2 separate regions of the Homo sapiens genome follow, and region 2 is linked to region 1. A link is an interaction called in ENCODE POLR2A ChIA-PET data of the cell type or tissue named here. Cell type or tissue: Panc1. All regions are shown on one strand. Region 1 holds the start of LOC107985301 (a long non-coding RNA gene). Region 2 overlaps ZNF573 (zinc finger protein 573).

Region 1 (5,000 bases):
TTGATCCTCACTCTTTCATCCTTGTCCATTAATCCTTGAGCCAGAGGCATGGCAAAAAGATGAGTAATCATTCCTAGACGCTTCAGCCCTTCCCAAGCTAGTTCTCGGATCAGCGGGTTGGAATTGGTTGTATCATTCAGTAGCCGACGGGCTGTCTCAGAGCGTAGGGCTGGGGACACCTGGTAAGAGGCAAAGATTTGCCCTAGTGCACCAACACAGCACTGGTACTTCAGCAAGGAAGCATGGACCATAATATTGAGCATTGTCTCAATCATGCTATTAATGGTTATTTCACTCATCTTTCTTCCCAGCCAACTTCGGTTTGCTCCATCTGTAAGGACACTGTAGGTTACATCCTTGGAAAGTCTCATTTCTAGGAAGTGTTCATCCTCCTCCTTATTCTTTGGATATTCTGTATTACTTATAGCTCTTACCCTGCTGTGCCAGAAAAAGAATTCTTGAGACCTGTCCCATTCCAGCTCCCGCTGGGGTGCATGCAGGTTGCACTGTAGGTATATTGGGGTGCCCTCTGGCCAAAGACGGGCACGAATCACTGAATTGGGGATATAGCAGTCAGGGGCAAAAAGCCATTCCCGCCCATGACCAAAGTAGTATCGCAATATCTGATAGGGGTTGAGTCCATCCCAGCTAGTCAGTTGTAGCTGGGGAGGAAGCACATAATGGCATTGGTAACGTTTGCTCACCTGCATCCAATCTTCCATGTCCTGCAAAGAATAATGCATGGAGGAACGCAGTAACACTGGGCTCCCTTCCTCATCTTCTTCTATCACATGTGGCACAGAATGGTCAAAGGCAATGGCCCGGTTGTTGACAAGTTTCTCCAGACCCACTAATTTCTGTTGCGCTTGTCCAGGGTAGATGTACTTGGGCACAAACATGGTCTCAAAGGAGAAGAAGAAGCTTGGTATGAAAGGCTTAGGGACTTCCAGTACTTCATCTGATATGCTCATAAAGGAAAGGCGAGTCAGCAGGGCTGGGGGAAGCAATTTTAAACAGGACACTAGGTAAAGACTCTGGTTAAAAGTCACAAGCAGGTCACCCCGGTCATTTGCAAAACAGACTGGGCCAAAGTGCAGTGATGAGTCCAGAATGCCTATGAGTCTGCCATGGAAGTCCCAGATCCGAACAGAGCCATCGGCAGAACCTGTGACAAAAAGACTCAAGGAGAGGCAGACATCAAAGGATGTGATGGCACACAGGTGCAGAGGCAGTGTTTCTATGAATTTCAAGCCATTCTGTGACCCAGAGGACAGAAAATCATGGAACTTCCAGAGACGCAGGCAGTTTGTCTCTGTGATGGCACCCACAGACTTGGGCAAGAGTATCAGATGTGTTAGGTGACAGCTGCTGAGAATGCTGGCGAGAGGCCGCAGTTGTACTTTGACCCCATCAAGCACAGCTTCTGACAGGTGCACATAGTCATCCATTCCATAGGAACAGAGCAGAGAGTTTCCTTGGCCACCAAAAATCCCTCCAGACAGCGTGGAGAGTGCCAGTACAGCGCCAAAGTGCATGAATTTTTCTAATCGAGCACAGCTGTGCTGGGAGAGCACTCTTATCACACCACTCTGGTGCCCAGAGAATATCAGTCCCTCTAGACCCCGCCCCAAGTTGAAATGCCCATAAGCCAGGCATTGTACAAAGTCCTGAGAATTTGGTGAGGTGCCTAAGAGATACTTGGCTGGGCAAGGGCAGCGGGTTGTGTCAAATACCAGAACCTCTGAGCTGCCTGTTGCTACAAAGAGCTCCTCTTTACCTGGGTCGTAGGCCCAATCCACAGCCTGGTCCAGGATTGAGAAGGGCCAGGTGATAACCAGAAGGTCCCCTGTTACTGGGGACACAAAGCGCAACAAGCCATCCTCAGTGGTACACAGGATCCGGAACCAGTTATTTCCACAGCAGACCCGACGCAACTGCTGGGGAGCAGAGCCACAGACATTGAAGAGGCTGTAGAAGCAGGGCAGGCGGTGCAAGGAAAAACTATGGGCAGTTTGGCAGAAGAAAGTAATGCTGTCAATAAACTGGAGCCGGTATAGCTCCTCACCAAGCTCTAGCCGCCGAAGCAGGCTCCCTGAAGTCAGGTTCCACTCCTTGATTAGGCTGTCACTACCAGCTGTTAGCAGGGTGTGGGCCTCTGGTCGGCTGCGGATACAGATCACTCCTGATTGATGGGCCTGGAAACTGTGGAGTGGATGGCCCTGCTGGAGGCTCCAAACTTGGATTTCCCCAGCTTGGTTTCCAGCATAGAGAAAGCCCTGATCAAAACAGGTGAAGCAGCAGGTGATGGAGGAGCCGCTGCTGGTGGACGTGAACCTCTTTACCTCTCCCAGCTGGCCCTTGCCCTGGTGCATAAGGACCCTCACCACCGTCTCACACAGGGCCAGGAGGGAGCCACTGGGACCATTCAGCACGATGTCCTGGACAAGCTCATCACCTGGCATGGAGACCATGTGGGCTATTTGGAGGCCCGTGCCACCTAGCTCAATGACCCAGGTCACCACTGCCCCCAGGATGCCAGACAGAAGCATCTTCATTTCCGGGTCATAGCAGAGGCAGCTGATGTTGAAGCGGCAGGGCACTTTACCCAGGGGTTTGAATGCCCGAAAGTGGTCCCCAAAGAGTCGCAGGATCAGGTCACCACAGTAGACCACGAGGATATGAAAGGAGCCTGCATGGACCATGGACTGGATGGGTGGCAATCGTTCAGTCATGGAGAATGTTCTTTTCTCAACCATGTCCTCAGTTTTGCTCTTCATCCATGCTACAGCCTAGAAGAGAATAAGAAGGAAACTGCCTAGGCCGGGTGAGGTGGTTCATGCCTGTAATCCCAGCACTTTGGGAGGCCGAGGCGGGTGGATCACCTGAGGTCAGGAGTTCGAGAGCAGCCTGGCCAACATGGTGAAACCCCATCTCTACTAAAAATACAAAAATTAGCTGGGTGTGGTGTCGGTGCCTGTAATCCCAGCTACTCGAGAGGCTGAGGCAGGAGAATCGCTTGAATTTGGGAGGCAAAGGCTGCAGTGAGCCAAGATTGCGCCACTGCACTCCAGCCTGCGTGACAGAGCGAGACTCTGTCTCAAAAAAAAAAAAAAAAAAAAAAGATGAAACTGCCTAGAGCTGATGGTAGGGCAGAATATTCCCTTATTTCCCCATGTTTTATGTTAAGGAGGAATTGGAGGACTCAAGTGATTTTATCCCTTGGTGATGGGAATTGGAAATACGGTAGAGGCAGGAATCCTAGGACCCTTTTCCTAACCTTGGTTTACTTCGGGGGAACCATACAACCTACTCAACATGGGGACTATAATTGGAGAAAGGATGAGGAGAGATTTCTGGTTCCAGACCACATTCATCCATGGGGAATATCCTCCTTTGTCAATCTGGGCTAACAGTTATATGGGCATGGCTCTTGGAGAATGGGCCAAGAAGGGTAAGAAAGGCAGTCTTACTTGTATTTCTTTTGTGTTTGATGTCACCCAAGAGAGGGAGGCGAAGAAGTGGGCATCACTGAAGTAATAGCATACACACGGCATATTTTGAGGATAGCGAGACTCTTTGAACAGTACCTGGGACCGGTCACTCAGCACAATCAGGCAGTTCTTTGGGTCTTCCGAAGGTTGCTGGAGAGAGGCGTGGCATAAACTAAGAGGCCAGGGCACAGAGGCACTAAATATATTCTCGCACAAGTCACAGTTGGAGCAGTTCCCAAAGTCATGCTTCCCACCCGAAGGACCTACTCCTGTTACACTCACACGTGCATAACTTATCACCTGTGGCACAGCTATACTTCACAAGCATGTAACAAATCCCCCAATGCATGAGGGAACACAACCCTGCAGAGTCTCTGTGTGCAAATTTCATAGTGTGAACACAGGGAAAAATGATGTTCTTTTCAACATGAAGTTAGCCATGCCTGCCCTCTAACATTCTTTTTTTTGTTTTGTTTTTTAGATGGAGTCTCTTTCTGTTGCCCAGGCTGGAATGCAGTAGCGTGATCTCAGCTCACTGCAACCTCTACCTCCCAGGTTCAAGCGATTCTCCTGCTTCAGCCTCTCAAGTAGCTGGGACTACAGGCACATGCCACCAGGCCCTGCTAATTTTTTGTATTTTTAGTGGAGATGGAGTTTCACCATGTTGGCCACGCTGGTCTTGAACTCCAGACCTCAGGTAATCCGCCCGCCTCGGCCTCCCAAAGTGCTGGGATTACAGGCATGAGCTACTGAGTCCAGCCCCCTCTAACATTCTCGCTTGTGTGTAGAAGGTACATGTACCATAAAAGACACAATATTTAACAGAATAGTCAGGCAAGTACATCACCTTACGCACACATGGAATATAGCGGAATCTCCCAAAGTCAGTGCAGCTCTAAGTTACTGAAGCTTAAAGCTGCACTAAGTGAGACTCTTGGGACACCCTATCTGGCCTTTAAATTTGACAGAGGACAAGCATTTATACAATATATATATTATCCCATGGTGATAGACCATGTGCTATGAAACATGCATCTGGGATCCTGTTTTTTTTTTTTTTTTTTTTGAGACAAGATCTCACTCTGTGGCCCCATGCTGCAGTGCAGTGGCCTGATTTCGGCTCATTGCAACCTTTGCCTCCTGGGTTCCAAGTGATTCTCCTGCCTCAGCCTCCCGAGTAGCTGAAACTACAGGCACGGGCTACCACACCCGGCTAATACTTTGTATTTTTAGTAGAGACGGGATTTCACCATGTTGCCCAGTGTGGTCTTGAACTCCCGAGCTCAGGTGATCTGCCTACCTCGCCCTGGCAAAGTGCTGACATTACAGGCATAAGCCACCACGCCTGGCCCTGGGATCCTTGTATGCAGAGCCAACCATAGCAAAACTGAGCTTGGCAACTGTTTTCTCTGGTGCCTCCTCCCCTGTTTTAAAAAATCTCTCAGCCAGGCACAGTGGCTCATGCCTGTGATCCCAGCACTTTGGGAGGCCGAGGTGGGCAGATTACTT
Region 2 (5,000 bases), 150 kb before region 1:
AATCTTTGATGTAGAGTAAGTTGATAGCCACTACGAAAGTTCTTCCCACACTCTTTGCATTCATAGGGTCTCTCAATGACATGAAACCTGTGATGTAGAATAAGTTGATAACCACTACTAAATTTCTTCTGACATTTCTTACATTCATAGAGTTTCTCTCTCTTATATATGCTCTGAAGTTGTGTAGAGGATATATCTGTTTCATAAGTGGGTACTTCTATGTAGCTGATTATCTCACACTGTAAATCCAAATCTGAAACAAAAGAGGACAACAAAAAAAATTTGTATTTCTATACCAGAGAACAAGAAACTTTATGCAACAAAGAAAAACCAACATTCATAATAAGTGAATGGCATATAGAATTCAAAAATATGGTTACGAAATTTGAAAAAGGCCAAAAAGAGTTCAGAGACGTATGAGAGTTTACGTAAGATAGTGAAATTACTGATTGAGGACATAGGTAACATTTAGGTGGGGCCAGAATCTTTGACAAGCTTGTTCCAAATCTGCTATATTGGCACCGTCAAAGACCAAGTGAATTAAAACTGAGAGGAGAGAAACCTTGACATCTTTATTTTGAACCTATCACTGATTTAGATGCAGGTCAGTGTTTAAGAATACATCCTTTAAGTTTCTCGAGTGATTTTTCACTGTTCTTAAAATAAAATACAAATCCCTTTCCAAGGACTGCTGCTTACCTAGGAGGTCTCATGTCAAAACATCAGCTCTTTGCTTCCTATTCTCTATCATAGTCCCTCTTTTCAACACCTGGAATATAGTACAATTGCCCCTTGGTATCTGTGGAGGATCAGTTCCAGGACCTCCTGCAGATACCAAAACCCAACCCAGATACCGACGCCTTAAGTCCCTGATATAAAATGGCATAGTATTTGCACATAACCTATAAACATCTTCCTGTATACTTTAAATCATCTCTGGATTACTTACAATACCCAATACAATGTAAATGCTATGTGAATAGCTGTTCTACTGTTGCTTCGAAAATAATGGCAAGAAAAAAGCCTGTATGTGGTCAGTACCCTCACAATTTAAAAATATATGTTTGATCTGAAGATGGTTGAATCCATGAGTGCAGAACCCATAGATACAAAGGGCCAACTGTACAACTTCCCCCAACACTTAATGCTTTCCACAGACCGTTTAACTGCTCAAGAGTCCTTGGACTTAGACATTTTGTAGGCTGAATCCTTCTCATCCTTTATGTTTCAGAGTAAATGTTCTTTCTTTAGAAAGGCAGTACCTGCTAACTCTGTCTGTCTCTCTATCTTTATCTGTCTGTTTATCTATCTATCCATCCATCTAGCTATCAATCAATCATCAAGACAGAGTCTTGCTCTGTCACTCAGGCTGAAGTACAATAGCCCAATCATAGTTCACTGCAGCCTTGTACTCTTCCAGCTCAAGCGATTTTCCCACCTCAGCCTCTCAAGTAACTGGGACTACAGATGCACAACACCACACCTGGCTAATTTTAAAATTATGTGTAGAGACAGGGTCTCACTGTGTTGCTTATCCACCGTGATCAAGTTGGCTTCATCCCTGGGATGCAAGGCTGGTTCAACATACGCAAATCGATAAACATAATCTATCACATAAACCGGACCAAAGACAAAAACCACATGATTATCTCAATAGATACAGAAAAGGCCTTTGATAAAATTCAACATCCCTTCATGTCAAAAACTCTCAATAAACTAGGTATTGATGGAACATATCTCAATAATAGCTATTTATGACAAACCCACAGCTGATATCATATTGAATGGGCAAAAGCTGGAAGCATTCCCTTTGAAAACCAGTACAAGACAAGGATGCCCTCTCTCACCACTCTTATTCAACACAGTACTGGAAGTTCTGGCCAGGGCAATCAGGCAAGAGAAAGAAATAAAAGTATTCAAACAGGAAGAGAGGAAGTCAAGTTGTCTCTGTTTGCAGATGACATGATTTTATATTTAGAAAACCCCATCATCTCAGGCCAAAAACTCCTTAAACTGATAAGCAACTTCAGCCAAGTCTCAGGGTACAAAATCAATGTGAAAAAATCACAAGCATTCCTTTACACCAACAATAGACAAGCAGAGAGCCAAATCATGAATGAACTCCCATTCATAATCGCTACAAAGAGAATGAAATACGTAGGAATACAGCTAACAAGGGATGTGAAGGACCTCTTCAAGGAGAACTATAAACCACTGCTCAAGGAAATAAGAGAGGACACAAATAAATGGAAAAAGATTCCATCCTAATGGATAGGAAGAATCAATATCATGAAAATGGCCATACTACCCAAAGTAAATTATAGATTCAATGCTATTCCCATCAAATTACCATTGACATTCTTCACAGAATTAGAAAAAAACTGTTTTAAATTTTATATGGAATCAAAGAAGACCCCGTACAGCCAAGACAATCCTAAGCAAAAAGAACAAAGCTGGAGGCATCATGCTACCTGACTTCAAACTATACTACAAGGCTACAGTAACCAAAACAGCATGGTACTGGTACCAAAACAGACATATAAACCAATGGAGCAGAAAAGAGACCTCAGAAATAACACCACACATCTACAACCATCTGATCTTCAACAAACCTGCCACAAACAAGCAATGGGGAAAGGATCTCCTACTCAGTAAATGGTGCTGGGAAAACTGGGTAGCCATATGCAGAAAACTAAAACTAGACCCCTTCCTTACACCTTATGTAACAATCAACTCAAGATGGATTAAAGACTTAACTGTAAAACCCAAAACCATAAAAACCCTAGAAGAAAACCTAGGCAATGCCATTCAGGACATAGGCATGGGCAAAGATTTCATGACAAAAATGACAAAAACCATTGCAGCAAAAGCCAAAATTGACAAATGGGATCTAATTAAACCAAAGACCTTCTGCACAGGAAAAGAAACTATCATCAGAGTGAACAGGCAACCTACAGAATGGGAGAAACCTACCCATCTGACAAAGGTCTAACATCCAGAATTTACAAGGAACTTAAACAAATTTACAAGTAAAAACCAAACAACACATCAAAAAGTGGGCAAGGGATATGAACAGACACTTCTCAAAAGAAGACATTTGGCTGCGGTGGCTCATGCCTGTAATCCCAGCACTTTGGGAGGCCAAGGCGGGTGGATCACGAGGTCAGGAATTCAAGACCAGCCTGGCCAACATGGTGAAACCCCATCTCTACTAAAAGCACAAAAAAAATTAGCCAGGCATGGTGGCAGGTGCCTGTAATCCCAGCTACTCGGGAGGCTGAGGCAGGAGAATCACTTGAACGCGGGAGGTAGAGGTTGCAGTGAGCCGAGATCAAGCCACTGCACTCCAGCCTGGGTGACAGAGTGAGAATCCATCTCAAAAAAAAAAAAAAAAAAGAAGAAGAAGAAGACATTTATGAGGCCAACAAACATATGAAGAAAAGCTCAACATCATCATCAGAGATCATCAGAGAAATGCAAATCAAAACCACAATGAGATACCATCTCACACCAGTTAGAATGGCGATTATTAAAAAGTCAGGAAACAATAGATGCTGGTGAGGCTGTGGAGAAATAGGAATACTTTTATACTGTTGGTGGGAATGTAAATTAGTTCAACCACTGTGGAAGACAGTATGGCAATTCCTCAAGGATCTAGAACCAGAAATACATTTGACCCAGCAATCCCACTACTGGGTATATACCCAAAGAAATATAAATCATTCTACTAGAAAGACACATGTGCATGTACGTTTACTGCAGCACTATTTACAATAGCAAAGACTTGGAGCCAACCCAAATGCCCATCAATGATAGACTGGATAAAGAAAATGTGGTACATATACACCATGGAATACTATGCAGCCATAAAAAGAAATGAGATCTTGTCCTTTGCAGGGACATGCATGAAGCTGGAGGCCATCATTCTCAGCAAACTAACACAGGAACAGAAAACCAAATACCACATGTTCTCACTCATAAGTGGGAGTTGAACAATGAGAACTCATGGACACAGAGAAGGGAATAACACACCAGGGCCTGTTGGGGGCTGGGAGGTGAGGGGAGGGAACTTAGAGGACAGGTCAAAAGATGCAGCAAACCACCACGGCACACGTATACCTATGTAACAAACCTGCATGTTCTGCACATGTATCCATGTATCCTGTTTTTTTTTTAGAAGAAAGGAAAAAAAAAAGACTACTGATGTCACACAGATACACCAAAAAGGTATGAAAGGGTTTATAACTCTCATCATGAGGCTTTCTAGAGAGCAGAGCAGCTCCCAAGCAGGTCATAAAACAACTTGAGAGATTAGGAAAAGGAGGCTGGCTTGGAGTTTGCATGGTGGTTAGGGTGTGGTGCTGGGCTGAGTGTTCCTGCTCATGGCATGGGGTTCACATGGTTTGAATGAGAAGGAGGGAGCACCTAGGTTTTTTACCAGCTGGCCCAGAAGTAGACAGAAGGGGAAAAAAAAAGAGGAGTCATCAGCAGTTAAACATCAAAAACAGAGTCAGGGACTGGAGTGGTGGCTCACGCCTATAATCCCAGCACTTTGGGAAGCCGAAGCAGGAGGATCACTCAAGCCCAGGAGTTCAAGACCAGCCTGGGCAACACAATAAGACCTCTTCTTTACAAAAAAAAATTAAAAACTTGGCTGGGCATGGTGGCATGCACTTGTGGTCCCAGATATTCGGGAGGGCAAGGTGGGAGAATTTCTAGAGCCTAGGCGGCCAAAGCTGCAGTGAGCTGTGTTCACGCCACTGCACTCCAGCCCAGGCAACAGAGCAAGACCCTATCTCAAAAAAAAAAAAAAAAGAAAAAAAAAAAGAAAAAAGAAAAAGAAAACACTTTTTTTTTTGAGATGGCATCTCGCTCTGTCTCCTAGGTTGGAGTGCAGTGGTGCGATCTCGGCTCACTCCAAGCTCTGCCTCCCAGGTTCATGCCATTCTCCTGCCTCAGCCTCCCGAGTAGCTGGGACTACAGGCACCCGCCACCACGCC

Evidence for each region. Peaks named below come from ENCODE experiments on the same cell type or tissue, not always from the same donor. Only the 100,000 strongest peaks of a DNase experiment are listed, where the experiment ranks them.
Region 2: POLR2A ChIA-PET joins it to region 1 with 10 read pairs; 2 of 35 experiments call an interaction of 5 or more read pairs at or near these places.

Annotation. Positions count from the first base shown.
Region 1 is chr19:37,892,668-37,897,667 of GRCh38, forward strand. WDR87 (WD repeat domain 87) reads right to left here. Exons shown (of 6, transcript NM_001291088.2): 3 at 3,471-3,641; 4 at 1-2,789. LOC105372395 (a long non-coding RNA gene) reads left to right here. Exons shown (of 5, transcript XR_935962.3): 5 at 3,973-4,006. It overlaps LOC107985301 (a long non-coding RNA gene), which reads left to right and starts at 4,161. Exons shown (of 3, transcript XR_001753935.2): 1 at 4,161-4,188. In Panc1, no CTCF peak of the experiment used is centred here; no DNase peak of the experiment used is centred here; H3K27me3 peaks cover 362 bases.
Region 2 is chr19:37,739,942-37,744,941 of GRCh38, forward strand. It overlaps ZNF573 (zinc finger protein 573), which reads right to left. Exons shown (of 5, transcript NM_001172690.2): 5 at 1-253. Among named protein-coding and RNA genes, the nearest start is that of ZNF607, 23 kb to the left of the region's middle. In Panc1, no CTCF peak of the experiment used is centred here; no DNase peak of the experiment used is centred here.